2 separate regions of the Homo sapiens genome follow, and region 1 is linked to region 2. The links are chromatin loops, found by intact Hi-C in ENCODE. Cell type or tissue: heart left ventricle. All regions are shown on one strand. Links, peaks and the distances in the headings refer to the core of each region. The heading gives the core; the rest is flanking DNA.

Region 1 (15,811 bases), core at 4,920-12,919, 180 kb after region 2:
TAGCAATAGTCCTACTAGCTACTATGTTATAGCAAGCAAAAAAAGAACACTTCAATAAAAAAAGGAAGAATTTGATCCAGTAAAATTGTAAAAACAGAAACTATTCATGTAAATATGAATACATTACTATATGAAAACATTCAATATAGATTTTGGTAATATTTAATATCATATACATTCCAGGATATATAATATTTATACTTCCAGATTATTCAGGGAGAAGAGAATTTAATTTTAAGATATATTCTCCCCAAAGAAATGCTTTTCAGTATTTAATTCAAAAAGATGTGCAATCAACAGAGAAGGTAAATGTTTTTCACCTTCCTGAACACATATTTTTATATGAACATTCTAAGTTATTTATAGCAGTGACTGGCATTTCAAGAGTAAGTGATTCATTTTACGTACAGTGCCTCAAGATTAAAATGTTCACACTGAACACCTAGAATGTTTATGAAAATTAATCTTATTAAAGTAGAACACAGATGAAACAGATGAATGCAGCTATGGAATCATGTTTAATTTAAAAAACTCACACATAGCACAGATTACATTATCAAAGGAAGGACTAAACTGACATTTTTATAGCTCTTGGCAGATTTAACAAATTTCTGTTTTGCCACATACCGATAGAAGTAGGCATATTTCTTGACATCATTAAATCTGTTTTAAAAATAGAGACATAATTTGTAAAGCGAGATAACCAGTTAAATAACAGAATTATAACAAATACTGGCTTTTCAGTATTTTTTTCTAGAATTCTTATGATATGCAAGGATTGCTCAGCTATTTAACAATAATTAAATCTCTTTACTCAAGCACTCTTAATGCAGCGATCTCAGGCTTTATTTTGAAGTATTGGTTAAAATGAACTATTGCACACCCAAGGAAATAAAACTTAGTGGAGTATTTGGCTTGAATGAAAGCTCACAATTCCAAAAGAAACTAGAGGCCAATGCAAACTGACAGGCTTGAATAAAGAATATGGCTACCTTCTTTTTAGTAAATTTAATTCCAAAGTCCTTATACTTTTTGTAGACTTCAAGATAAGAATGCAGCCATGGGCCCTGTAGTTCTTTGCCTGGATAGAGACTATACATAAAGCACACCTACAAATTTATTAAAATGACTTCTAATATCATGTGCTAGGTAGTTGTATCTAGAATGTTCACAATCATTGAACTGTATGTCACTTTGTTTCTCATTGCTGATTGCATTTGTGCAAAATAGGCCATTATGGCAAAGCATGACTGATGAGCCCATGTTGGAGAGAATCTCCTTCAAATAAGTCATCACCTACTGATGAATCTGAGAGCCTGGAATATCTCTTAGGAACATTTTATTAATGTCTTTGTATGCAAATTCTGTGGGAATGAGAGAGAAGTATTTTCCCATATATAGTCATAGATTAGACTTAGGAATCATGAGGATTAATTTTATGCATTAACTTGACTGGGCTAAGGAATGGCTACATAGCTGATACAATATTTTTTTCTGGGTGTGTCTGTGAGGGTGTTTCCATAAAATATTAGCATTTAAATCAGTAGACTGAGTAAAGAAGATTGCCTCCACCCATGCAGGTGGGCATCATCCATTTCATTGAGGGTCTACATAGAACAGAATGGTGGAGGGAGGATGAATTTTCTCTGTTTGAGTTGACAGATTCATCTTCTACCATGCTTGGACATCAGTGCTCCTGGTTCCTGGGCCTTTGAACTTGGATGAGGACTTACTTAGACCATTGTCTCCCTTGGTTCTCAAGCCTCTGGGTTGTGCTGGAACTACACTGCTGGCTTTCCTGGGATTTTAACTTGCAGACAGCAGATTGTGGGACTTTTCAGCCTGCATAACTGCATGAACAAATCCTCATAACAAAGCTCTTTCTAAACTTCTATATGTATCCTATTTGTTCTGTTTCTCTGGAGAACTCTGACTAATAAAGGAATCCAGTCATTGTGTGCATAAATAGCCAAAATGTTAATAAGCTGAACAGCTCTTAGCTTGAAAATGACTGAGTTGCCAGCATGCTTTGGATCCAGTGCTTCTCCCTGTATACATTTACTGTGTGGTCCATAAATAGAGGTCCAGTAGAACTGTGATAGAAGGTACAGTAGAGTCTATGGCACTCTGAAACCCTTTACTTCCGTTATCTCTTCAATTAGCAACTCAGTCTTACTGCTATAAATTCTCAAGGTCTACATCCTCCTTTATATCACCCATACAATGGCCAATAAGTTTATTTGTGATTCCTTCTATCAAGAGCTTCAGAGTTACTTCCTGGAAGGTCCCAATATTGCCACAGGTGTTGTAGAAGGCTCAGGGCCCCCTCCTGGCAGTGCTGCTCCTCTTGATCCTAAACCGTAGCATTCAACTTGGACACCTCATTGAGGTCCATTTGATGTAACTGGCCATGGCCAAGGCAACAGTGGAGACTGCCATAACAATGATGAGATGGCAACCATAAGAACAGTGGCACTGGCAGCCTGGTGGAGCCATCCTTCCTGTGACTTCTTGACAAGCTGTATATAACAGATGCCTTCTATTCAGTTATTTACAGTTTATTACCTCACTTTAGTGGACTCTGAACTACTGCTACAAAGCGGATTACTGATCAGTTTCTTCCTTCTGTACAAGATCAGTAGATATTTTTTTTTTTGTCCTCAAATTCTGGGCTTTGGGGTTATGGCTCTTGTTTCACTGATGATAAAATATTCTTTGTTTTTCATCATTTAGGTTGCTTATTGATTCTATGGATAAGAGAGGAATTTTTAAAAACTATTATGTCTTCACTCAGAGGAAAACTCAGGTAATGTTTTCTCAATAAAAAGCAATGGCTCTTAAATTGTGGCTGCACGTTAGAATTACTTTAGGGAACTTTAACAATTCCAGGGATGAGATGACATGTCAGACTTTTAACCCACAATCTCGGGGGCTGCCTCCAGGCATTAGTCATTTTGAAAACTTCCCAGGTGATTCTAATATACAAACACTAATTCCTTCCCAGGTGTTTTATTTATTTATTTTTTTTGTGTGTGTGTTTTACAAATATGGATAAATTTACACAGATATCCATATAAATTTACCTTTGAAGAGCAAATTAAATTATTTTTGGTGTCAGCAAATTTTAATTAAAGCTTATTATTGTAAAAATGTTTTCTTTTCAGTTGAGCTAATATCAGATTAAGATATATATAATTATTTTCACAGTGATGTTGTTTTAGGAACTAATCATTATTGCTAGAAACGAATTATAAAATCATATAATATAGAGAATAAGACTATAAAAAGTGCAGAGGAAAATAAGACCTCAAACTTAATCCATTGAGTTTAAGGCTACCATAACAAAGTACCACAGAATGGGTGGTCTCAACAACAGAAATTAATTTTCTTACATTTCTGGAGGCTAAAAGTTGAAGATCAAAGTGTCAGCTGAATTGGCTTCCTCCAGTGCCCCTCTCCTTGGTTTATAGATGGCTTCTTCTCCCTGTGTCTTCATAAGATTTTCCTTCTGTACCTACCTGTGTCCTAAACTCCTCTTCTTACCAGGATACAAGCCATATTGGATTACAGTCCATCCTAATGACCTCATTTAAAAATAATTACCTCTTTAAATGTCTGTATCCAAATACAATCACCTTCTAAGATACTAATGGTTAGGACTTCAGTATATGAATTTTGGAGGAACACAACTCAGTCTATAACATACATTAAATAGCAAAATTTGAGAATTTTATGGCTATGTCAGAATGTTAGAATTGCAAAATTAAAATACATAAAATATAATTAAGTCTGAAACCTTACCAAAAACTTCCATGTGTAATGTATTTCACTATTATTTTCCATAGCAAAGGTAGTTAAATACTCAGAAATTCTGGAAAATACAAAGAAGTGGAAAAGAGAGTGGAAAAAATATTGTTTTCCATCACTCACTTTAAATATTTTTTACATGCTGGTGCTTGTCCTTCTAGTCTTTTCCTTATTTAAGTTAAAAAAGATATTTGAAAAAAATATATGTAACTATGCATTATGCTTTTTAAATTCTTTACTCGGCAATATAACTTAAACGTTTTATCTTTTACACATTTTGTAAAAATATTTTTAACAGGTTAAAAACACTATGTCTAATGAACAGAAACAGCGTTTACTGAATTATTCTGCTCACTGTTGGGCATCTGGATTAACAGTTAGTGTTCCACCAGGAAATAGATTGCACAATCAAAGTGGGTAGTTTAGGAGATTTTTGAAAAATAAGCTTTATTTTTTAGAACAGTTTTAGATTTATAGAAACATTGAGAAGATAGTACAGTTTCCATATACCTTATCACCCAGTTTCCCTTTTGGTTAACATGGTATATGTTATTCATATGGTACATTTGTTACAATTAATGAACCAAATGATGCATTGCTATCGATTAAAGCCCATCATTTGTTCAGATTTCCTTAGCTCTTAACTTATATCCTTTTCTATTCCAGGATCCCAGCCGGGATACCATATTACATTGAGTAGTCATATCTCCTTAGGCTCCTCTTAGCTGTGATACTTTCACAGATGTTCTTTATTTTTTATGACCTTGACAGTTTTGAAGTGCACTGGTCAAGTATTTTGTAGAATGCTACCCTAATGAAATTTTTCAGATTTTTGTTTTCATGATTTGACTGAAGTTATGGGTTTTTGGGAGGAAGACCACAGGTAAAGTTTCATTTTCATTACATTCTATCCAGGGTACATATATCAGCATGATTTATCTTTGTTAATATTGACCTTGATCATCTGGCTAAGGTAGTGTTTGTCAGGTTTCTCACTGTAAAGTTACTCTATTTTCACTCTTTTCCATACTGTACCCATTGGGAAAAGAGCCATCATATATGGTTGACAGTTGAAGAGTGGGGATTCATGCCCCTTCTCCTTGAGTGATGAGTATCTATATAAATTATCTGGAATTCTTCTGCAGGAGATACCTGTATCTTATTCCTTACTTATTCATTTAATCACTTTTTATATAAATATGAATCATAAATATATATATTATACTTTGGGTTATAACCTGCTACAATTTGAAGATTTCCACCCCAAATAACATGTTGAAACGTAATACCCATTAAGTGATGGTATTAAGAGGCAGGGCATTTTGGGAAGTGATTAGGTTATGGTAACTACTCCTTTATAAATGGATTAGTTCCTTATATAAGTGCTGGAGGAAACTAGGCTTTTTTTGTCCTTCCACCTTTCACAATGTGAGGACACAGTGTTCATCCCCTCTGGAAGATGTAGCAAGAAGTCAAAAGCTGTTACCAGACACTGAACCTGGCAGCACCTTGATCTTGAACTTCCCCACCTCTGTAACTGTGGGAAACAAATTTCTACTGTTTATCAATGACCTAGTCTGTGGTATTTTGTTGTAGCAGCAAAAATGGACTAAGACATAATCTGATTGTCTTAGTTCATTTAAGTTGCTATAAAGGAATATCTAAGGCTGGGTAATTTATAAAGAAAAGAGGATTACTTGCCTCACTGTTCTACAGGCTGTACGAGAAACATGGCACCAGCATCAGCTTCTGATGAGGGCCTCAGAGAGCTTCCAATGGTGGCAGAAGGGGAAAGGGAATAGGCATTACATGGCAAGAGAGGAAGGAAGGACGGAGGTGGGTTGGGGGAGGTCCTAAACTCTCTTAAACAATCAGCTCCTATATTAACTAATAGAGTGAGAACTCTCCTAATTACCATGACAGCACCAAACCATTCATGAGGGAATCTGGGGCCATGACCCAAACGTCTTTCCTCCCCACCTCAACCACTGGGGATTGAGTTTCAACATGAGATTTGGGGAGGACAAATATCCAAACTATATCACCAATGCCGCTTTAGTTTTTTACTCAAATTTTTCCAATTTTGGTCACTGGAAGCTCTTTCAGTTGGCTGCTATGTAGCACATTCCCATCAAAGTAGGTTTTTAATTTTATTTTTTAAAGAAACTCTTCTTTCTGGCACTACAGGATGCTCTAGCTCATCTTGTATGTTTTCTGCCGCAGTTCTAGAATCGGTCATTTCTCCAAGAAGCTCTGGTTCCTTTTAGTGGAGAATAGTATTAGAAACCAAGATCTGGGTACTCTTTGTTACTGGGAGGTTGTTGTTTCATGACTTACCTGAGAGAGCAAGAAAATATGTGTGTCTACTAACATATATATATGCATAGATCTAGAAATTATTTTTCATTTTTAAATTTTCTTTTTATTTTTAAAAATAATTTCAACTTTTAGTTTCAGAGGGTTCATGTGCAGGTTTGTTACATGGGTATATTGTGTGATGCTCTGGTTTTGGGGGCACAATTGATTTTGTCACTCAGCTAGTGAGCATAGTATGCAAGAGGTAGTTTTTCAACCCCTGATAACCTCCTTCCTTTCCTCTAGTAGTCCCCAGTGTCTGTTGTTCCAGTCATTACGTCCATGAGTATCCAACGTTTAGCTTTCATTTATTAAGGGAGAGCACGTGATGTTTGGTTTTTTGTTCCTGTGTTAATTCTCTGAGGATAATGGACTCCAGCTCCATTTATGTTGCTGCAAAGGACCTGATTTTATTCTTTTTTTATGGCTGCATAGTCTCCCATGGAGAAAAGGGAATACTTATACACTATTGATGTGAATGTAAACTAGTTTAGCTGTATGGAGGGAGCTACCTATCCGGAAAACAGGAGATTTCTAAAAGAACTTAAAACAGAACTACCATTCGACCCAGCAATCCCATTACTGGGTATATATACAAAAGAAAATAAATTGTTCTACCAGAAAGATACACGCGCTCATATGTTTATTACAGCACTATTTACAATAGCAAAGACATGGAATCAACCTAGGTGCCCATAAACAGTGGATTAGATAAAATGTGTTTCACCAGTGCAACCCTCCTCCACACCAAACCCCGGCAACCATGTATATTTTTACTCTCTCTGTAGCTGTGTTATCCTAGAATGTTATATAATCATATAATTGGAATCATACAGTGTGTAGCCTTTTCAGACTGTCTTCTCTACTTAGCAATGTGTATTAAAATTCTTCCTCTTTTTGTGGTTTGAAAGCATGCTTTCTTCCCTTTCTTTCCGTTTCCCCTCCCCTCCCCTTTTCTTTCCCCTTCCTCTTCCCCTTCCCCTTCCCTTTCCCCTTCCCTTCCCTTCCCTTCCCTTTTTTGCTGAATAATATTCCGTTGCATGAATATAACATATTGTGTTTATCCATTCATCTGTTGAAGGACATCTTGATTACTTCCAGTTTTTGGTAAATATAAATAAGGCTGCTGTAAACATTAATGGGCAGGTTTTTCTGTAGACATAAATTTTTAGATTAGTTGAGTAAATCCTGGGAACATTATTGCTGTATCATATTGTATAAGTATTCTCAGTTTTGTGCAAAACTGCCAACCTGTCTTCCAAAATGGCTATACTGTTTTGTATCCCACTGGCAATGATAAAAGTTTGTCTTCCTTCGTATGCTCACCATACAGACTTTTAGAGGCATTATTTATAATGATATGAGCAGGGTTTAAGGAAACAAGCAAGAAGCAGTATAATATCCTGGACTTAGCAATAGTACATGTGAAGGGAAATAATACTGGAGAGAGTAGCTGTATAGAGTGAGCTACCTATCTGGAGTGAAGGTTTTGGGTAAAGGGACACAGAAAACCAACCAACTCTTGTAGATCCAAAGGGGAGAGATTCAGAACAATAAACACCTCAGCCTTATTTGTCTCCCATGTATTGATTGTTCCTCTTCCCATGCCTCCCATTGACTTGACACAACTAGAAGCCAGAGCAGAAGGGATTCATGGCTATAATCTAAGCAGGTCAGCCTCCTGCTGCACTGAGCAGAGTGGGAAAAGGTGAGCACTATCTCGTGGGTCAAATGAAATTTCACCAAAAGCATATTTGAGTTTGTGCAAAGTTTTTGAAAAAATTTTATTTTGAACATTTTAGATTATTTCCTCCTTGGATATACTTCAATAGTGGGATTATTAGACCAAAGAAAATGAAAAATTTGAAAGCTGCTCACTTCTACATGCCACATAATTAATATCTAAAATTTCCTATCATGGACTAAAATCTTATTATTTGTCTGTTTCATTATTATTGTTGATATATATAAGACATAATTAATTTTGTACATTTACATGGATATTAAGTTCTTCTGTCATTGGTGGTTGCTATTATTGTCACATAGAAATTTTAATTGAATTGGGGAATAAGACATGTTGCAAGGGGTCAGGCACATATTAGAAACAAAGATTAATATATTTTTTCTTTCAAAAATGTGTAAACTACACATCTCTACCTATCTATTCAAGCAGATTTTTTCTAAAGATAATAGATAAAATCTGTGTTCAGAAACATAGTAAATAGTCCCAGTTTAAATACATGCTAATTATCATTTCAAACATGTGTTTAAATTGTTTAGCTGTGTCTTTAACACTTGCTGGTTCCTTATCAGAAGCACATTGTTTATGAAAACTAAGAGTTTGTAGACTGTTTTTGTCTCTATTCAATATAGTTTTTTTCCCCAATAGTGACTTCCCTAGTGTTACTGTGGGCTTCTATTTCCTCTAACCTTTCTTGACTACACATGTGCTCCAATCAGGAAACTCCGACAATTCCCAGCGTTGCTGAAGGAAGTGGTTGAGGAGGCAACACAATTTTAAAATTTTTCATTCTCTTTCATTTTTTTTTAATCCCACTGAAATGCCTTGCCAAAGTCACCATGACTCATTTTTTGCTATGGCACTTGTGACTTTTGATTTAATTACTTGACCTTTCAGCAGTATTTGGCACTAACCATTACCCTGTTCCGAAAGCACTGTCATTCCTTGGCATTCAAGAAACTGTACTCTCATTGTTTCTCAGGTCTCTGGAGCCAGACTGTCTGGGCTGTACTGTTGTCTCTGTCGCTACTAGTTGCATGACTTTGTGTAAATAACTTAACATCTTTGGGATCCAGTTTTCTTATAGTTGAAATCGGGATAAAAATAGTACCTATTTTACAAAGTAGGGTAAGGATTGAATGAGTGAATGTACGTAAAATGATCCAAACAATGTTTGGGATCTCAGCACCATTAAAGTAATAGCCGGTGGTGTGCTGATAAACTCACATTCAGAAAATTAAAAGTCCTGGTTTGTAGTGTTTGCCAGTTTCCTTGGTGTAAATACTCTCATCATTCTTTTTTTTTTATATTCTTAATAAATGTATTTTATATTATTATTACTATTTTTTATCAATTTCAACTTTTATTTTAGATCAGGGGTACATGTGCAGGTTTTGTTACATGGGTATATTGTGTGATCTTGGGATTTGGAGTACAGTTGATCCTGTCAGCCAGATAGTGCACATGGTACACAATAGGTAGTTTTCTAACCTTTGCCCTTCCCCCACCACAAGAAGTTCCTGGTGTCTATTGTTTCCATCTTTATGTACCCAATGCTTAGTTCCCACTTATAAGTGGTATTTGGTTTTCTGTTCCTGCATTAATTGACTTAGGATAATGGTCTCTAGCTGCCACCATGTTGCTGCAAAGGACGTTCTTTCATTCTTTTTTATGGTGGTGTAGTATTTTGTGGTGTGTATGTACCACATTTTTTAAATAGTATCCACCATTGATGGGCACCTAGGCTGATTCCATGTCTTTGTTATTGTGAATAGTGCCACAATGAATATATAAGTGCATATGTTATTTTTGGTAGAATGATTTATTTTCCTTTGGATATATGTCCAGTAATGGGATTGCTGGGTCAAATAGTAGTTCTGTAAGTTCTTTGAGAAATCTCCAAAGTGTTTTCTAAAGTGGCTGAACTGGTTGACATTTCCTTACCAGCATCTGTTATTTTTTGACTTCTTAATAATAGTGATTCTGGCCGGCATGAGATGGTATCTCAATGTGGTTTTGATTTGGATTTCCCTGATTATTAGTGATGTTGGGTACATCTTTTTTGGTCACTGGTACGTCTTCTTTTGAGAAGTGCCGGTTCATGTCTTCTGCCCACTTTTTAATGGGGTTATTTGTTGTTTTGCTTGTAGAATTGTGTAAGTTCCTTATAGATCCTAGATATTAGACCTTTGTTGGATGCATAGGTTTTGAATGTTTTCTCCCAACCCTATAGGTTGTCTGTTTACTCTGTTGATAGTTTCTTTTGCTGTGAAAAAGCTCTTTAGTTAGGTCTCACTTGTCAATCTTGTTTTTATTGCAATGCTCTTGAGGACTTAGTTATAATTTTTTTCCCCAAAACTGAGGTCCACAAAAACCTAGGTATTTCCTAGGTTTTCTTCTCGAATTCTTACAGTTTGAGGTCTTACATTTAAATCTTTAATCCATTTTGAGTTGATTTTTGTATATGGGAAATTGTAGGAGTCCAGTTTAATTCTGCTGCATATGGCTAGCCAGCTAGTCCAACAGCATTTATTGAATAGGGTATACTTTCCCCATTGTTTATTTGTGTTCACTTTGTCAAAGACCAGTTGGTTGTAGGTATGTGGGTTTATTTATGGGTCCTCTGTTCTGTTAATCTATATGTTTATTTTTGTACCAGTAGTGTGTTCTTTTAGTTACTATAGCCTTGTAGCATAATTTGAAGTCAGGTAATGTGATGCCTATGGCTTTGCTGTTTTTTTTTTTATTATTGCTTGGGCTATTTGGGCTGTTTTTTGTTTCATGTGAACTTTAAGATTGTTTTTTCTAGTTCTGTGAAGAATGGCATTTGTACTTTGATAAGAATTGCATCGAATCTGTAGATTGCTTTAGACAGTATAGTAATTTTAACTATATTGATTATTCCATCCCATAAGCATGGGATGTTTTTCATTTGTTTGTGTCATCTATAATATCTTTCATCAGTGCTTTATACTTCTTTTTGTAGAGATCTTTCACCTTGTTAGTTAAATGTATTCCTAGAATTTTTTTTTCAGTGTGGCTATTGTAAATGAGATTGAGTTATTGATTTGGTTTTCAGCTTGAACATCATTGGTGTACAGAAATGCTACTGATTTGTGTACATTTATTTTGTATCCTGAAAGTTTACTGAAGTTGTTCATTAAGTCTAAGAGTCTTTAGAGGAATCTTTAGGATTTTCCAGATATGTGATCATTTCATCAGTGAACAGAGATACGCTGACTTCCTATTTTCCAGTTTGAATGCCTATCATTTCTTTCTCTTGCCTGATGGCTCTGGCTAGGACTTCCAGTACTATGTTGAGTATGAGTGGTGAGAGTGGACATCCTTGTCTTGCTCCAGTGCTTAAGGAGAATGCTTTCAACTTTTCCTCATTTGGTATGGTGTTGGCTGTGGGTTTGTCACATATGGCTCTTATTATTCTGAAGTGTATTCCTTTGATGCATAGTTTGTTGAGGGTTTTTATCTTTAAGGGATGTGGGCTTTTACCCAATGCTTTTTCTGCAACTATTGAGATGATCATATGATTTTTGTTTTTGATTTTGTTTATGTGATGAATCACATTTATTGATTGGCAAATGTTGACCCATCCTTGCATCCCAAAAATAAAGCCCACTTGATAGTGATGAATTATCTTTTTAATATGCTGTTAGATTCAGTTTGCTAATTTTCTTTTTTTTTGAGGACTTTTGCTTCTATATTCATCAGAAATATTGGCCTATAGTTTTCTTTTTTGTTATGTCCTTTCTTGATTTTGGATCAGGGTGATACTCATTTCATAGAATTGAGGAGGAATTCCATGAATTGAGTATTCTATGATACTAAGTAACTAACTAACTAGCTATTCTTTGGAGTAGTTTCAGTAAGATTGGTACCAGCTCTTCTTTGCACATCTCATAACATTTGGCTGTGAATCCATCAGATACTGGGCTTTTATTTGTTGGAAAATTTTTTATGACTGATTAAATCTCATTACTTGTTACTCATCTGTTCAGCATTTCTATTTTTTCCTGGTTCAATTTTGGGAGGTTGCATGTTTTCAGGAATTTATCCATTTCCTCTAGTTTTCTAGTTTGTGTGCATAGAGATGTTTATAGTAATCTCTGATAGTATTTTGTTTTTCTGTGGTATTGGTTGTAATAACACTTATTTCTGATTGTCCTTATTTGAATCTTTTTTTCTTGGTTAAACTTGCTAGTGGTCTATTCATTTTGTTTATCCTTTCAAAGAACCAACTTTTCATTTCATTGATCCTTGGTATTGTTCATTTGGTCTCAATCTCATTTAGTTCTGCTCGGATTTTTATTATTTCTTTTCTTCTGCTGGCTTTTGGGTTTGATTTGTTCTTGCTTTTCTAGTTCCTTGAAATGTGACACTAGACTACTAATTTGATATATTTATATCTTTTTGATGTAGACATTTAATAGTATAAACTTTCCTCTTAGCACTACCTTTGCTGTATCCCAGAGGTTTGGATATGTTGTGTCTGTATTTTCATTAAAAATTGTTTGATTTCTATGTTACTTTCATTTTTTACTAAAAAGTCAGGAGCAAGTTGTTTAGTTTCATGTACTTGTGTATTTTTGAGAGTTTCTCATGGTATTGATTAATAATTTTATTCCACTGTGGTCCAAGAATATATTTAATATAATTTTGATTTTTAAAAATTTATTGAGACTTGCTTTGTGGCAAGGCATATAGTGAATCTTAGAGAGTGTTCTATGCACAGATGAGAAAAATGTATATTCTGTGGTTTTGGGCATAAAATGTTTGTTAAATATCTATGTTTCATTTGGTCTGGAGTCCAGTTTATGTCTAGTGCTTCTTTGTTGACTCTGCCTCAATGATCTATCTAGTGTGGTCAGTGGGATTTTGAAGTCCCCCACTAGTGCTGAATTGCTGTCAATCTCTTTTCTTAGGTGTAGTAGTATTTGTTTTATCAATCTGGGTGCTCCCGTGTTGGGTGCATATTTATTTTATTTAGAATAGTTAAAACTTCTTGTAGTATTGACCTCATCATCATTATATAATGCCCCTCTTTGTCTTTTTTTTTTTTTTAACTGTTGTTGGTTTAAAGTCTGTTTTATCTGATGTAAAAATGGCTACTTCTGCTAACTTTTGTTTTCTATTTGTGTGGTATATCTTTTTCTACCCCTTTACTTTGAGTCTGCAGGTGTCTTTAGCTATTTAATTGGTCTCTTGTAGGCAGCAGGTGGTTGTGTCTTGTTTTGTAATCCAATTTGCCAGTCTATATCTTTTAAATGGAGGATTTAGGCCATTACATTCAAGGTTAATATTGATATGTGAAGTTTTGTCCTGCCAGAGATTTGTCAGCTAGTTGCCTTTGAGTCTCAATTATGTATGTAATTGTTTTATAAGATCCATGAGATTTCTAGCAAGTGTTTGGAAAACACTTACTAGAAATAACCAGTGTGTTATATGATGATGAGTATCCTTTTATTATCATGTTTAGAGTGCTTTTGAGCATTTCTTGTAGGACTGGTCTAGTGGTGCCAAATTCCCTTAGCATTTGTTTGTCTGGGAAAGGCTTTATTTCTCCTTCATTTATTAAGCTTAGTTTGGCAGTATATAAAATTCTTGGCTGGCATTTTTATTTCTGTAAGAAGGCAGAAAATAGGCTTCTAATGTCTTCTGGCTTGTAGGGTTTCTGCTGAGAAGTCCACTGTTAGTCTGATAGGATTGCCTTTATAGGTGATTTGATAGTTCTCTCTAGCTGCCTTTAAGACTTTTTCTTTCACACTGGCCTTTGATTGTCTGATGACTATATGCCTTGGTTATAATTGTTTTATATAACATCTTCAAGGTCTTCCCTAAATTTCTTGTATCTGCATGTATACATCTGTAGCAAGATTGGAGAAAATTTCCTCAATTATTCCCTCAAATATGTTTTTCAAACTTCTTACTTTTTCTTCTCCCTTGCTTCACATAATCCATATATCTCAAACAATTTGTTCAGTATTTTAAATTCTTTTTTTGTCTAAGTGGGTTAATTTGAAAATTTCCAGGTTTTCTGGTTAGTTTTTTAAAAATACATCTATCTCATCTGTCATCTCTTGAATTGTTTTTCTGTGTGTGTGTGTGTGTGTGTGTGTGTCGATTTCCAACTTTCTCTGTGTTCTCATTGAGCTTCCTTATAACACACATCTTGAATTCTCTATCTGTCATTTCAAAGTTTTTATTTTGGTTAGAATCTATGCTAGAGAGCTATTGTGGTCTTTGGAGAATGTCACAACATTCTGTTTCTTCATGGTGCTGGAATTCTTGTGGTGGTTCCTTCTCATTTGTAGAAGCTGTCACTTCTTACCTGGGAATTTACTTTTATTTGCGTGGGATTTTTTTTCTTCCACTAGAGTGTGATTTTTGCATATATTGGTGGGGTCCTTTGGTTTCACTTCTATATGCTTTTAGAGGACCAAAGCACTGTATGAATTCTTTGCTTATATATCACATTAGTGTAGTGGTTTTCTAAAATGCTAGATTGTAGTAGTGGCGTGCTGTACATATGGTCAGGCTTACTGTCTCCTACAGAGATGAGGAGATGGAGATCTCAGAAGTTACCTCATTCCCCCGTGCTGTGCACTTCTACCAGCAGTAATTATATTGGGTTGTGCAGTTCACCATACAGGCCAGCAGGTGGTGCTTACAGGTAAGAGTTGGCTGAGCACTGTACAATGATGTCAGCAGAAGTTGTGATTGGACATGCAGTTTGACCTCCCATCCATATGTGGTGCTTGCAGGTGAGAGGCGGCTGTGGTGATGGCAGTGGAAATTTTACTTGGCCTTTGTTGATCAGGGGAACTACCAGGGTGTGCCTGGTGATGGGGAGCATGGAGCTCTCAAGTGTCCCATTCCACACTCTGACCAACGGGGGTGCAGGGGGGAAAGCTGGGTGGGGCTGGGTTGGGCGAACCTACCTCCAGGCTCTCCAGGCTAACTAGGGTGGGACCAAGCACAACCTTGGTGGGAGCTGAGGGGCAGCTCTCAGGCCACTGGAACAACCCAGGGAGGGGCAGAGGTGTTTCTCCTGTGCCAAAGAACCCACCAAGAGAAAAAGCGGCAGCCAGGGTTTTTTTCCTGGCTGTTCAAAGTATGAAGGTTTACTTGATATTTTGGTTCCTCTCAGTGAAGAGGCACATGTCAGCTGCATCTGATCAATCATCTTCATTTCTCGTGAGTTTGTGAATCCTATGCAGAGCAACAGCAGCAGAAGTTTGGCACCGTTGTGCTCATATCTCCATAAACAGCCTCATTTCCACTTTTTGGCTGTTATTATTAATACACCTATAAACTTTTATGTGGACATAGTTTGCATTTCTCTTGAGTGTATATCCAGAAGTGAAATTGCTAGGTGCATATGGTAACTCTACATTTAACTTTTCAAAAAACTGCAAATTGATTTCCAAAGAGGTTGCAAGATTTTACATTCTCACTTGCAGTGCGTAAGGGTTCCAATGTCTTCAATGCTTGTTATTACATCCTTTTGATTATGACCATCCTCGTGTATATGAAATGATATGTTTGTCATTTTCATTTGTATTTTCATGATGGCTAATGATGTCGAACATTTTTTTCATATGCTTATTGGCCATTTGTATTTCACCTTTAGAGAAATGTCTATATCTTTGTACATTTCCTGATTGGATACTTTTCTTTTTTATTGAGTTGCAATTTCATTCACTTTTTATGACTCCAATTATATTTTTATTCTTATGACTCTGAAAAAATACCTTAAGTCTAGATTTCTAGTCTGAACTTCATAGATGCTCCGTAGCCACCACAAGTTCAATATGATCCTCCAAACCTGCTTGTCTTTCTTAGTTATTATCTCATCGAAATGCCCCACCATTCACTCTGAGACCTGAGTGTCAT
Region 2 (15,811 bases), core at 2,799-10,798:
CAACTGACAGCCCCTCTGCCACTGCCACTGCAGTGGTTCTGCCAGTGCTGCCCTCAGACTGGGGAAGGAACAAAGAGTCTGAGGGCTTTACTCACACCTCTACCGTGCCAGTTGCCATATGGACAGGAGCCAAGTCTCTCTTCCCTGTGAGACCCCAACCCCCTGCTCTTCACCAGACAGGGCTCCTGGCTCAAGACCACAGCACAGCTGCACCACCTCCTGGCTGAACATTTCCATTGGCAGTGGCTCTGCATTTCTCTGGGGTGGAGCTCCCAGAGGCAACTGAAAGTTCCTTTGTTACTGCCACTGTAGTGGTACTGCCCTTGCTGCCCCCAGAGAAGAAAAGGAACAAAGATTCTGAGTGCTTTACTCACACCTCCAGCTCTTAGCTGCCCTAAGGAGAAGAGGCCAGTCTGTCCTCCCTGTGAGCTTCCTGCACTCCCTGCCCATCACCAGGCAGGCCCTCCCCAGTGCCCCAAGCTTGGGCTCACAATGCAGCCACTCTGATTTGTAGTGGCTCTGTGTTTCTCTGGGGTGGAGCTCCAAGAGACAAGTCAAAAGCCCTTTGCCATTACCACTGCTAAGGTCTCTGTCCTCGTCACCCCCAAGCTGGAGAGGGAGTGTAAAGCCTGAGCTTGCCTCAAGGCTGCGGTGTATAGCTTAGGAGTGCAAAGCCAAGATCTGCAGCCAGCACTCAGGTAAGAGAGGAACCCACACTGTTAGAGTGCTGAGAGGGAACATGGCTGCAAATGCACAGAGGAGCCATGTGGCTGAGTAAGAGCCTGCCTACCAGCCGTTACACTTACACGCCATCTACTAGATCACAGCCCAAACTTCAAAACCAAAAATACTTTGCATATAACACCCTGTGAAACCAAGGACAAGAATTCAGCTACATATGAAGACCCTGAACAAAGCCTTGGCCCTCTGAAAACGTCCAGAAACAAAGTCAATTGACTATATTAAAATTACACCACAGTTAAAGGAATATCAGCCCATACAGATGAGAAAGAACTAGCGTAAGAACTCTGGCAATTCAAAAAGCTATAGTGTCTTCCTTCCTCCAAATGACTGCACTAGTTCCCCAGCAATGGTTCTTAACCAGGCTGAAATGACTGAAATAACAGACATAGAATTCAGAATATGGATAGGAATAAAGATCATCGAGAATCAGGTGAAAGTCAAAACCAATCCAAGGAATCTAGGGATAATAATAAAATGATATAATAACTGAAAGATGAAATGAAGAAAGAACCAACAGATCTGATAGAGCTGAAAACACTACAAGAATTTCATAATACGATTGAAAATATTTATTATTTTTAAATTAATTAATTTACTTTTTTTTTTTTGAGATGGGTTTGAACTCTGTCACCCAGGCTGGAATGTATGGCTCATCACAGCCTCAACCTCCTGGGCTCAGGTGCTCTTCCCACCTCAGTCTTACAACTAGCTTGGACTACAGGTGCACACCACCATGCCGGGCTAATTTTTTTGTATTTTTTGAAGAGATGGGGTTTTGCCATGTTGCCCACATTGGACTCAAGCAATCCACCTGCCTAGGCCTCCAAAAGTGCTAGGATTACAGATGAGAGCCACTGTGCCGGGCCAATTGCAAGTATTAACAACAGAATTGGCCAAGCTGAGGAAAGAATCTCATAGCAAAAAGGTTCTCTGAATGAACAGAATCAAAAATAAAGAGAAAAGAATAAAAAAGAATGTGCAAAACTTCTTAGAAATACGGGATTCTGTAAAGAGACCAAATCTACGACTCATTGGCATCCCTGAAAGACAGGGAGAGAAACCAAACAACTTGGAAAATATATTTGAAGATACTGTCCATGCATATTTCCCCAACTTCACTAGAGAGGCCAAAATTCAAATTCAGGAAATGCAGAGAACCCTTTAAGATACTGTATAAGACAACTATCCCTAAGACACATAGTCATCAGACTCTCCAAGGTTGACATGAAAGAAAAAAATATTAAAGGCAGCTAAAGAGAAGAGAAAGGCAGCAAAGAGAACCTCATCAGGCTAACAGCATATCTTTCAGCAGAAACTCTACAGGCCAGAAGAGATTAGGGGCCTTTATTAAGCATTATTAAAAAAAAAAAAGAATCTCAACCAAGAATTTTATATCCAGCCAAACTAAGCTTCATCAAAAAAGGAGAAATAAGATCTTCATCAGACAAGCAAATGTTAAGGGCATTCATTACCACCAGACCTGCCTTACAAGAGGTTTTTAAAGGAGCACTAAATATGGAAATGAAAGACCATTATGGCCACCACAAAAACACACTTAAGTACATAGACCATTGACACTATAAAGCAACTACACAATTGAGTCTGCATAATAAACCGCTAACAACAAGATGACAGCATTAAATCCTCACATATCAAATATTAACCTTGAATGAAAACAGGCTAAATGACCCAATTAAAAGGCCACAGAGTTGCAAGTTAGATAAAGAAGAAAGATCCAACCACATGCTGTCTTCAAAAGACCCATCTCACATGCAATGACAGTCATAGGTTCAAAGTAAAGGGATGGAGAAAAATCTACCAAACAGGCTGGGCGCGGTGGCTCACGCCTGTAATCCCAGCACTTTGGGAGGCCGAGGCGGGTGGATCATGAGGTCAGGAGATCGAGACCATCCTGGCTAACAAGGTGAAACCCTGTCTCTACTAAAAATACAAAAAATTAGCCGGGCGCGGTGGCGGGCGCCTGTGGTCCCAGCTACTCGGGAGGCTGAGGCAGGAGAATGGCGTGAACCCGGGAAGCGGAGCTTGCAGTAAGCCGAGATTGCGCCACTGCGGTCCGCAGTCCGGCCTGGGCGACAGAGCGAGACTCCGTCTCAAAAAAAAAAAAAAAAAAAAAATCTACCAAACAAATGGAAAACAAAAAAAGCAGGGGTTGCTATTCTAATTTCAGACAAAACAGACTTTAAGCCAGCAATGATAAAAAAGACAAAGACAGGCATTATATAATCGTAAAGGGTTTAATTCAACAAGAAGACTTAACTATCCTGAATATTTATGTGCCCAACAGAGGAGTATCCTCATTCATAAAACAAGTCCTTAAAGACCTATGAAGAGACTTAGATAACCATACAATAATAATGGGAGACTTCAACACCCTATTGACAGTATTAGACAGACCATCAAGGCAGAAAAGTAATGAAGATATTTGGGACCCAAATTTGACACTTAACCAAATGGACCTAATAGACATTTATAACACTCTCCACCCAAAACCAACAGAATATACATTCTTCTCTTCTGCACATACACGTACTCTAAAATCGACTACACCGTTGGCCATAAAAATTATTAGCAAATTCAAAAAATTCAGAAGTATACCATCCACACTCTCAGATTATATAACAATAAAAATAGAAACCAATACCATGAAGATCACTCAAAACCATACAATTACATGGAAATTAAACAGCCTGCTCCTGAATGACTTCTGGGTAAACAATGTAATTAAGGCAGAAACCAAGAAATTTTTTTGAAACTAATGAGAACAAAGATACAACATACCAGAACTTCTGGGACACAGCTAAAGCAGTATTAAGAGGAAAGTTTATAGTGCTAAATGCTCACATCAAAAAGTTAGAAAGATATAAAATTAACAACCTAACACCACACCAAAAGGTCACAACTGCAAATGAGAAAATGTGGGCATCAATGTACATGGAAATGTCCTTTTCTTTTCCTATTGGGTCCTGTTCTTTTTCTGATAAAGCACCTGACAGGTACTCTAGAGGAAATGATATCTAGAATTGTGCCATGCTGTCAGCTAGGCCTTGATCATCCATGTCAGGAAATGCAAAGGTGAGCAGGGCATGAAGACATGCTGTTTGAAGCTAAGGCAAATGCCTGAGTCTGAAGTGAAAACCTCCTACACTTCAAAGGTCTAATATGTGACGAGATTCTTCCACGAGTTGGGACTTGCTTGGCCATTATGGGGGTAATTTCATCTGAAATATTGTTTATGAGCAGCTTTAGGTATCTATAAATATTCTGAACTTTGGAAAAATTAATGTGAGCCCATGACAAGCCAGTGGGTAATAAATGAATCATAAAGGCTGCTGTTTGAATAATGTACTTATTTTGTAACCAGCAGAAGTCATTATGTATACAAACCATCTACGTGCTGAAGCCAGAGAAACTTTCATTCAGAGTCCATCAACAAAGACTAAGCATGCTTACACTTAACAGACTAGACTCCACCATAAACATGTATCATGATAATGATATATTCTTTAAGTGGCCCTCTCACCTTCTGCTGACTCCTGCTCTGACTTTCTGGAGCGCACGGCGATGGATGATGGTTGGGAAAGATCAGTGCCTCTTCTCCAAACACAAACCTCCACGTAGCGAGCACTTTCATTGACGTGATATTCAGCATCCCCAAAGTGCAGGACAGGTTCTAAAGAGGCAAAAAAAGATACACTAAGAATGCTTCAGCCTGCCTGGTATACTGTCTCCTTTGGCCCTGTGTGAGCCTGGGCATTTGTCATAATTGTCAGACATGACAGATCCCATAGGTCTTGTTTTTTTATATAGCTCAGGGAGAACAAAAACAAAAACACACAAAAAGCCACATCAGAGTCACATACCATGACTTTGACTCCAGGAAATGCCATGAGATGAAGTCAGTTGAGATGCTATTCATTTTTTTGTTTTAAGAACTTTCCATTACATAGAAGAGATTTTCCTATTAGGGAAAATTGGCCAATCAGCTGTAACTCAGGCAAGTCCACTATTGTTTGGGAAAAGATGGTGGAGAAGTTAGAGAGGCTTTTTTTGGCAGGGAGAAAATTGCTCTTCCTGTGGAGGGACAGTTGAGCCAGAATTCTGAGTTTGATCACTATGGCTATGCCTTTTCTTAGGGCATTTGCTGATTACAGGGACAGATGGAAATCCTGGGGCAGTGAATGAGGGGGAGGAGAGATCCTGTTAGCTGAGATGCCAGAAGCGCTTCCCCAGGAGACCAAGAAGTGACTCCATAGAAAAAGAAGGCTGAAGGAGAACAACCAGCACAGACACCAGGCTTCAGCGGTGGGTAGAAGGGAATTGTACATCTTCTAAAAGGAGAAAGAGGTTGACAATGCGAATGTTGCTTTGGCCAAGCAAATACACTTATCCATACCCCGTTCGCTCTTGTTCTAAAAGGTAGCTATGAACTTAGGTGATTATTTAAAGCATATACAAGGCTTAGCTGTAACAATACCTACTATATGTACTGTCATGAAAAAGATTTTGAGATGAATACTTTTGTTGGCTGTGACATCTGGAGGCAAAAAATGTAAATATTAGGAAGCAGATTCACCATGGAGGAACAACCCCTTGAGGTTGTTGAACGGAAAATTAGTTATGGAGATGACACCTTTGCAAATATATTGCAATGCACCAGGAGTGTATCTGAATTTAAATTCAAATTTTTGGAGGCTAGGAATCAGATTTAGTAAATATTATTTGTTTCAAGATGTATTTTAGTAGATCTTTTAACTGCTGAGGGAGTAGTAGTAGTAAAACTGCAAGACCTCTCCTGTCCTGGTTATGCCAAACAGCTCCCAATACACTGAACACAGCATGCATTTGTGAGCCTCCATCTTTGTTGATGATGTTCTCTGAGCTGGAATGTGCCAATATGGCAAATGCCTACTCATTTTTTTAAGACTTTATTGATAAAGAGTTGCCTTCTCTGGGAAGCCATATTTATTTCCTCAATAAATAATCATTCTTCACTCTGTGCTTCCCTAACATTTCAAATAGTTCTATAACTGTAGTGATGGAATACACTTGCAATTTGCTCACCTCAGGCATACAGCAGGCAGGTGGCCTGCACTCAGAAAAGGGTGGTAGGGTCATTCTTTCTTTTCTTTTTAATGAACATGTAGTAATTGTATGTATTTATGGGGTACATAGTGGTGTTTTGATATATTTATGGCACAGTGATCAGGTCAGGGTAATGCACATATCCCATTCTTTCTTCTCTTACCAAGAACTTTCTCCTCATTATTGCTAATGGGTGTTTCTGATGCCTCCACGGTTGGGACAGGAAAGAAGGAGGATAGGCAGGAGTAGCAGGAAAGTTCTTTCTTGAACACTTTCATGGATGTCAGTACTCTTTGGTTTTGGAAGATGGAAGAAAAGCTGATCCTGTTTATCATGGGCACTTCTGCAGGTTCTTTGGGATCTCTCACTCCCACAGTTGGGTATCTCTTATCTGCAGTTCTCTTGATGAGGATGAAACAGATATATTCTGGCTGATCACTTAATCATTCCTCAACCTATTTAGCATTTGGAAGTACCTCTGTTCAGCCCTCTAGATGGCACCTTTGGACAAGTTCATTCTGGCTCACTCTTGTATGCATGGCTCACATGTGGTCCATGGCAACCTTCCTGCATCCTCTGCCTTGATAAACTCCAGGAATACCACTTAACCCCAATGCAGTCCCTCTCTTTTGTTCATCCACCAAAGCAGCCAACCAGTTTATCTCCCACATTCAGATTTTCCAGGCAGAGCCAGATCCCAGTTCATTGTGTTCTCCACATTGCAGGTGGCACACATCATACTGCCCAAATGGTCTCCTTCGAGCCCCCTCTCTTGATTTAGCACCTCTTTAAAATGCAAAAATGTTAAATTTACCATTCTAACATGCTATCCTGTGTTTTTTTTATTATTATTATACTTTAAGTTTTAGGGTACATGTGCACAATGTACAGGTTTGTTACATATGTATACATGTGCCATGTTGGTACGCTGTACCCATTAACTCATCATTTAGCATTAGGTATATCTCCTAATGCTATCCCTCCCCCATCCCCCCACCCCACAACAGGCCCCAGTGTGTGATGTTCTCCTTCCTGTGTCCATGTGTTCTCATTGTTCAATTCCCACCTATGAGTGAGAACATGCAGTGTTTGGTTTTTTCTCCTCGCGATAGTTTGCTGAGAATGATGGTTTCCAGCTTCATCGATGTCCCTACAATGGACATGAACTCATCATTTTTTATGGCTGCATAGTACTCCATGGTGTATATGTGCCACATTTTCTTAATCCAGTCTATCATTGTTGGACATTTGGGTTGGTTCCAAGTCTTTGCTATTGTGAATAGTGCCACAATAAACATACGTGTGCATGTGTCTTTATAGCAGCATGATTTATATTCCTTTGGGTATATACCCAGTAATGGGATGGCTGGGTCAAATGGTATTTCTAGTTCTAGATCCCTGAGGAATCGCCACACTGACTTCCACAATGGTTGAACTAGTTTACAGTCCCACCAACAGGGTAAAAGTGTTCCTATTTCTCCACATCCTCTCCAGCACCTGTCGTTTCCTGACTTTTTAATGATCACCATTCTAACTGGTGTGAGATGGTATCTCATTGTGGTTTTGATTTGCATTTCTCTGATGGCCAGTGATGATGAGCATTTTTTCATGTGTTTTTTGGCTGCATAAATGTCTTCTTTTGAGAAGTGTCTGTTCATGTCCTTGGCCCACTTGTGGATGGGGTTGTTTTTTTCTTGTAAATTTGTTTGAGTTCACTGTAGATTCTGGATATTAGCCCTTTGTCAGATGAGTAGGTTGCAAAAATTTTCGCCCATTCTGTAGGTTGCCTGTTCACTCTGATGGTGGTTTCTTTTGCTGTGCAGAAGTTCTTTAGTTTAATTAGATCCCATTTGTCAATTTTGGCTTTTGTTGCCATTGCTTTTGGTGTTTTAGACATGAAGTCCTTGCCCATGCCTATGTCCTGAATGGTATTGCCTAGGTTTTTTTCTAGGGTTTTTATGGTTTCAGGTCTAACATGTAAGTCTTTAATCCATCTTGAATTAATTTTTGTATAAGGTGTAAGGAAGGGATCCAGTTTCAGCTTTCTACATGTGGCTAGCCAGTTTTCCCAGCACCATTTATTAAATAGGGAATCCTTTCCCCATTGCTTGTTTTTCTCAGGTTTGGCAAAGATCAGATAGTTGTAGATATGTGGCATTATTTCTGAGGGCTCTCTTCTGTTCCATTGGTCTATATCTCTGTTTTGGTACCACTACCATGCTGTTTTGGTTACTGTAGCCTTGTATTATAGTTTGAAGTCAGGTAGCGTGATGCCTGCAGCTTTGTTCTTTTGGCTTAGGATTGACTTGGCGATGTGGGCTCTTTTTTGGTTCCATATGAACTTTAAAGTAGTTTTTTCGAATTCTGTGAAGAAAGTCATTGGTGTCTTGATGGGGATGGCATTGAATCTGTAAATTACCTTGGGCAGTATGGCCATTTTCACAATATTGATTCTTCCTACCCATGAGCATGGAATGTTCTTCCATTTCTTTGTATCCTCTTTTATTTCCTTGAGCAGTGGTTTGTAGTTCTCCTTGAAGAGGTCCTTCACCTCCCTTGTAAGTTGGATTCCTAGGTATTTTATTGTCTTTGAAGCAATTGTGAACGGGAGTTCACTCATGATTTGGCTCTCTGTCTGTTATTGGTGTATAAGAATGCTTGTGATTTTTGCACATTGATTTTGTATCCTGAGACTTTGCTGAAGTTGCTTATCAGCTTAAGGAGATTTTGGGCTGAGACGATGGGGTTTTCTAGATATACAATCATGTCATCTGCAAACAGGGACAATTTGACTTCCTCTTTTCCTAATTGAATACCCTTTATTTCCTTCTCCTGCCTGACTGCCCTGGCCAGAACTTCCAACACTATGTTGAATAGGAGTGATGAGAGAGGGCATCCCTGTCTTGTGCCAGTTTTCAAAGGGAATGTTTCCAGTTTTTGCCCATTCAGTATGATATTGGCTGTGGGTTTGTCATAGATAGCTCTTATTATTTTGTGATACGTCCCATCAATACCTAATTTATTGAGAGTTTTTAGCATGAAGCATTGTTGAATTTTGTCAAAGGCCTTTTCTGCATCTATTGAGATAATCACGTGTTTTTTGTCTTTGGTTCTGTTTATATGCTGGATTACGTTTATTGATTTTTGTATGTTGAACCAGCCTTGCATCCCAGGGATGAAGCCTACTTGATCATGGTGGATAAGCTTTTTGATGTGTTGCTGGATTCAATTTGCCAGTATTTTATTGAGGATTTTTGCATCAATGTTCATCAAGGATATTGGTCTAAAATTCTCTTTTTTTGCTGTGTCTCTGCCAGGCTTTGGTATCAGGATGATGCTGGCCTCATAAAATGAGTTAGGGAGGATTCCCTCTTTTTCTATTGATTGGAATAGTTTCAGAAGAAATGGTACCAGCTCCTCCTTGTACCTCTGGTAGAATTCGGCTGTGAATCCATCTGGTCCTGGTCTTTTTTTGGTTGGTAAGCTATTAATTATTGCCTCAATTTCAGATTCTGTTATTGGTCTATTCAGAGATTCAACTTCTTCCTGGTTTAGTCTTGGGAGAGTGTATATGTCGAGGAATTTATCCATTTCTTCTAGATTTTCTAGTTTATTTGCATAGAGGTGTTTATAGTATTCTCTGATGGTAGCTTTTATTTCTGTGGGATCAGTGGTGATATCCCCTTTGTCATTTTTTATTGCGTCTATTTGATTCTTCTCTCTTTTCTTCTTTATTGGTCTTGCTAGCAGTCTATCAGTTTTGTTGATCTTTTCAAAAAACCAGCTCCTGGATTCATTGATTTTTTTGAAGGGTTTTTTGTGTCTCTATCTCCTTCAGTTCTGCTCTTATCTTAGTTATTTCTTGCCTTCTGCTAGCTTTTGAATGTGTTTGCTCTTGCTTCTCTAGTTCTTTTAATTGTGATGTTAGGGTGTGAATTTTAGATCTTTCCTGCTTTCTCTTGTGGGCATTTAGTGCTATAAATTTCCCTCTACACACTGCTTTGAATGTGTCCCAGAGATTCTGCTATGTTGTGTCTTTGTTCTCATTGGTTTCAAAGAACATCTTCATTTCTGCCTTCATTTCGTTATGTACCCAGTAGTCATTCAGGAGCAGGTTGTTCAGTTTCCATGTAGTTGAGCGGTTTTGAGTGAGTTTCTTAATCCTGAGTAGTAGTTTGATTGCACTGTGGTCTGAGAGACAGTTTGTTATAATTTCTGTTCTTTTACATTTTCTGAGGAGAGCTTTACTTCCAACTATGTGGTCAGTTTTGGAATAGGTGTGGTGTGGTGCTGAAAAGAATGTATATTCTGTTGATTTGGGGTGGAGAGTTCTGTAGATGTCTATGAGGTCCACTTGGTGCAGAGCTGAGTTCAATTCCTGGATATCTTTGTTAACTTTCTGTCTCACTGATCTGTCTAATGTTGACAGTCGGGTGTTAAAGTCTCCCATTATTATTGTGTGGGAGTCTAAGTCTCTTTGTAGGTCACTAAGGACTTGCTTTATGAATCTGGATGCTCCTGTACTGGGTACATATATATTTAGGATAGTTAGTTGTTCTTGTTGAATTGATCCCTTTACCATTATGTAATGGCCTTCTTTGTCTCTTTTGATCTTTGTTGGTTTAACATCTGTTTTATCAGAGACTAGGATTGCAACCCCTGCCTTTTTTTGTTTTCCATTTGCTTGGTAGATCTTCCTCCATCCCTTTATTTTGAGCCTATGTGTGTCTCTGCACGTGAGATGGGTTTCCTGAATACAGCACACTGGTGGGTCTTGACGCTTTATCTAATTTGCCAGTCTGTGTCTTTTAATTGGAGCATTTAGCCCATTTACATTTAAGGTTAGTATTGTTATGTGTGAATTTGATCCTGTCATTATGATGTTGGCTGGTTATTCTGCCCATTAGTTGATGCAGTTTCTTCCTAGCCTTGATGGTCTTTACAATTTGGCATGTTTTTGCAGTGGCTGGTACTGGTTGTTCCTTTCCATGTTTAGTGCTTCCGTCAGGAGCTCTTTTAGGACAGGCCTCGTGGTGACAAAATCTCTCAGCATTTGCTTGTCTGTGAAGTATTTTATTTCTCCTTTGCTTGTGAAGCTTAGTTTGGCTGGATATGAAATTCTGGGTTGAAAATTCTTTTCTTTAAGATTGTTGAATATTGGCCCCCTCTCTCTTCTGGCTTGTAGAGTTTCTGCTGAGAGATCAGCAGTTAGTCTGATGGGCTTCCCTTTGTGGGTAACCCGACCTTTCTCTCTGGCTGCCCTTAACATTTTTTCCTTCATTTCAACTTTGGTGAATCTGACAATTATGTATCTTGGAGTTGCTCTTCTCAAGGAGTATTTGTGGCATTCTCTGTATTTCCTGAATTTGAATGTTGGCCTGCCTTGCTAGATTGGGGAAGTTCTCCTGGATAATATCCTGCAGAGTGTTTTCCAACTTGGTTCCATTCTCCCCGTCACTTTCAGGTACACCAGTCAGACGTAGATTTGGTCTTTTCACATAGTCCCATATTTCTTGGAGGCTTTGCTCGTTTCTTTTTATTCTTTTTTCTCTAAACTTCTCTTTATGCTTCATTTCATTCATTTCATCTTCCATCGCTGTTACCCTTTCTTCCAGTTGATCGCATCGGTTACTGAGGCTTGTGCATTCATCACATTCTCGTGCTGTGGTTTTCAGCTCCATCAGGTCCTTTAAGGACTTCTCTGCATTGGTTATTCTAGTTATCCATTTATCTAATTTTTTTCAAAGTTTTTAACTTCTTTGCCATTGGTTCGAACTTCCTCCTTTAGCTTGGAGTAGTTTGATCTATTGAAGCCTTCCTCTCTCAACTCGTCAAAGTCATTCTCTGTCCAGCTTTGTTCCGTTGCTGGTGAGGAGCTGCGTTCCTTTGGAGGAGGAGAGGTGCTCTGATTTTTAGAGTTTCTGGTTTTTCTGCTCTGTTTTTTCCCCATCTTTGTGGTTTTATCTACCTTTGGTCTTTGATGATGGTGACGTACAGATGGGTTTTTGGTGTGGATGTCCTTTCTGTTTGTTAGTTTTCCTTCTAACAGTCAGGACCCTCAGCTGCAGGTCTGTTGGAGTTTACTGGAGGTCCACTCCAGACCCTGTTTGCCTGGGTATCAGCAGCGGTGGCTGAAGAACAGCGGATATTGGTGAACTGCAAATGCTGCTGCCTGATCGTTCCTCTGGAAGTTTTGTCTCAGAGGAGTACCCGGCTGTGTGAGGTGTCAGTCCACCCCTACTGGGAGGTGCCTCCCAGTTAGGCTACTCGGGGGTCAGGGACCCACTTGAGGAGGCAGTCTGCCCGTTCTCAGATCTCAAGCTGCATGCTGGGAGAACCACTACTCTCTTCAAAGCTGTCAGATAGGGACATTTAAGTCTGCAGAGGTTATTGCTGTCTTTTGTTTGTCTGTGCCCTGCCTCCAGAGGTGGAGTCTACAGAGGCAGGCAGGCCTCCTTGAGCTGTGGTGGGCTCTACCCAGTTTGAGCTTTCCAGCCGCTTTGGCTCAAGCCTCGGCAATGGCGGGTGCCCCTCCTCCAGCCTCGCTGCCACCTTGCAGTTTGATGTCAGACTGCTGTGCTAGCAATGAGCGAGGCTCTGTGGGCGTAGGACCCTCTGAGCCATGTGCAGGATATAATCTCCTGGTGTGCCGTTTGAGAAGCCCGTTGGAAAAGTGCAGTAGTAGGGTGGGAGTGACACGAGTTTCCAGGTGCCGTCTGTCACCCCTTTCTTTGACTAGGAAAGGGAATTCCCTGATCTCTTGTGCTTCCCGGGTGAGGCGATGCCTGGTCCTGCTCCATCTCACACACGGTGCACTGCACCCACTGCCCTGCACCCACTGTCCGACACTCCCCAGTAAGATGAACCTGGTACCTCAGTTGGAAATGCAGAAATCACCCGTCTTCTGTGTCGCTCACGCTGGGAGCTGTAGACTGGAGCTGTTCCTATTTGGCCATCTTGGCTCCACCCTCTGTCCTGTGTTTTTATCAGAGTCTTATGAACTGTTCTCAAGGTCAGGCACCATATTCTATATGCCCTTGTATTTTTAGTGATGCAGTGGCTGGCATATTGACAAAGTCTCAAGAATTTGTCAAATGGACATTTTTAACTCTCTTCTGATGTATTTTGAACTTATTACAAAGTTTGTTGAAAAAAACTTTGAACAAAGTTACCTACATTTTTAGCAGAGGAATTATATTGTGTGGCATTGGGGAAGGGCAAGAAGTGAGAAAGGTAAAAAACATTTGGATCAGTTGTACTGTTGTTTAGAGAAAAAAATGTCAGAACTCAAGCCTCTGAATACACTAAGATATAAGACATGAGAGGAGGGTAGTGTCACTTGGAAAAAATGTCATGAAATTCTTTCTAGATGCTCTAGGTATTGAGCATCAGGAGATCTGTCAGAACAGAGAAAACAGCTCCTCCATGTAGCACAGAAGAGTTTCCAAGTACTCTTTACCTTAGCTCTGTCTGAGAAACTGAGATGCTAGCAGTGATTCTAAAGGATGGGCAATTAGAAGAATATGATGCTTTGGCCACATCACATTTATGTTAAATGGATTCCACAGCCATAGATGTGTTTTAATCTCCTTTAAGAGAGAATGTTCTTTAAATGAAAATAGGAAAAATAAATATGACAAGGTCAGAAATTAAGCTCTCAAAGAGATAAAATTATCATTTAAAATGAGTTCAGTGTTCATATTCGGAGACGCTTAATGCCAGGTTTTGCAGGTGAGGTAACAGAAACACTGTTGGTAAACTGAGAAACCATACAGAACAGAATGGATGCCAAAAAATGGAAGATAGGAAAATATTTTTCCAGTTGTCTCAGGATAGAAAACAGATTCTAGAAACAGACGGGTAGGCTTAATCTTTAGAACAATTCTAGAGCTGCTTATTTAAACAGGTTTTGAATTCTGAGAAAAGAAAGACAATGCCCATTGGTCAGTATTGGTTCTGTAATATCAGATTTGGCAAAGCCAATTCAATGTTTTTTTAAAAAATATTTTTTACTTCAGTTCAACGAACATCTATTGAGCATCCCCTATGTGCTGTAAGCATGGTGCTAGTTACTGGGAATGTAAACAGATATACAGTCTTGTTTTTGAGATATTTTTGGTATGACAGGGCCTCCACACCAGTTCCTTCTTTTGCTGTAGCACTTAGGATTTCATTCAGCTATGCTATAGCAAAAGAAGGGAGCCGGGCACCGTGGCTCTTGCCTGTAATCCCAGCACTTTGGGAGGCCAAGGTGGGCGGATCACGAGGTCTGCAGATCAAGACCATCCTGGCTAACACGGTGAAACCCCGTCTCTACTAAAAATACAAAAAAATTAGCCAGGTGTGGTGGCAGGCTCCTGTAGTCCCAGTTACTTGGGAGGCTGAGGCAGAAGAATGGCGTGAACCTGGGAGGCAGAGCTTGCAGTGAGCTGAGATCACGCCACTGCACTCCAGTCTGGGCGACAGAGCGAGACGCCATCTCAGAAAAAAAAAAAAAAAGAAGGAACTGCCTTTGAGGCTCAGAAGGAGTCCTGGAGAAAATAAGGTGCTATGTCTTTAAAAATGAGTGAGAATTGACCAATGAGAGAGGTGGGAAAAATGTTCCAGGTAGAGTGGCTAGTAGGAACAAAGACACATAAGCATGAAAAAAGCCTACCGTTTAGGAAGGGATGCAAGAACTTGTTTATTGGTAGTGTGTAAGGTGAGAACAGAGGAATGTTTGGAATGAATTTAGAGAGGAACATAATCATTTTAGGTAGATGGGACTTGATATTTTAGATTTTATAGAATGTGGAAACCAATTTTAGGCAGTGAAAAGGTGTTTGGTTTTTGTTTTCTGCACATCTGTCCAGTGTCAGTGTGGGCCATGAATTTAGGAGGAATTAGTGCAACCCATTAGAAAGGTATTGCAATTATTCATGTGAGACATGATGATGATTGATGATACTACTAGTAGGCAGTAGTATTAGTGATGGAGTGGAAGAGGTGAATGTAAGAAATGCCCTGAACAGCACCCACTGACTAATGTAGCACTTCTGGGATGCCCTGCAAGTTTCTAGTGTTTGTGGGTGGGAGTGGGAGGCACTAATTCAGTTGGGAATAAAGCAGGTGGAACAGCATTGACTGAGGGTAAGAGAAAGAAAGATGATGAGTTTGGTTATAGGTAAGTTGAATTTGAATGGCCTGTGGTGCATTTAAGTAGATATTTTGGAAAAACCCTTTCATGCATGAATCTAGAGTTCAAAATCAAGCCTCACAGTGGTTCATGCCTGTAATTCCAGCACTTTGGGAGGCCGAGGAGAGGGGATCACTTGAGACCAGGAGTTCGAGACCAGCCTGGAAAACATAGCGAGATCCCATCTCTATAAAAAAATAAAGAAATAATTAGCTGGGTGTGGTGCATATGCCTGTAGTCCCAACTTTGTGGGAGGCTGAGGTGGGAGGATCACTTGAGCCCAGGAGATTGTGGCTGCAGTGAGCCATGATTGTACCATTGCACAGCAGTCTGAGGAAAAGAGTGAGACTTTGTCTCAAAAAATAAAAAATCAAGCTAGGGCTGGAGATAAGATTTGGAAGTCTTAAGCATACAGATTGGGGTTAATCCTATATTAGATGGTATGATCGTCTACTATGGATGAATAAAAAGAGGATCATAGCGGGGAGCATCAACCCTTGGGGAGAAAGACCGAGTGACAGGAGCCCCAAAAAGAGACCAAAAACAAACAGACAGAAAAATAAGCAAACAAGCAAAAACAAACAAGCAAAAAATCGTTGGCGAGAGGGAGAGAGAGGAGTTTGAAACAGGAAAATCAAGAGAGTAAAGAATCTTGAGAAGAATGAGTGGTGACAATGTCAAACGCAGCGAGCACATCCAGAAAGATACATGTAAGCCAACAGTGGACGTCAACGGCAAAAACCCAAAACACATCGTATGAAACTTTAAGCTGAATAAGGTAAATTAACT

The links. Hi-C counts contacts between places; a loop is a spot of excess contacts. Peaks named below come from ENCODE experiments on the same cell type or tissue, not always from the same donor. Only the 100,000 strongest peaks of a DNase experiment are listed, where the experiment ranks them.
Region 1: a loop joins it to region 2, with 9 times the contacts of the local background. A loop is called at or near these places in 5 of 110 quality-filtered maps.

The regions. Positions count from the first base shown.
Region 1 is chr4:143,759,589-143,775,399 of GRCh38, forward strand. It overlaps the pseudogene LOC100419356. Among named protein-coding and RNA genes, the nearest start is that of FREM3, 67 kb to the left of the region's middle. In heart left ventricle, for the core only: no CTCF peak of the experiment used is centred there; no DNase peak of the experiment used is centred there; H3K27ac peaks cover 378 bases.
Region 2 is chr4:143,581,559-143,597,369 of GRCh38, forward strand. It overlaps FREM3 (FRAS1 related extracellular matrix 3), which reads right to left. Exons shown (of 8, transcript NM_001168235.2): 7 at 4,286-4,435. Among named protein-coding and RNA genes, the nearest start is that of SMARCA5-AS1, 75 kb to the left of the region's middle. In heart left ventricle, for the core only: a CTCF peak has its summit at 6,327 (motif pointing right); no DNase peak of the experiment used is centred there; H3K27ac peaks cover 398 bases.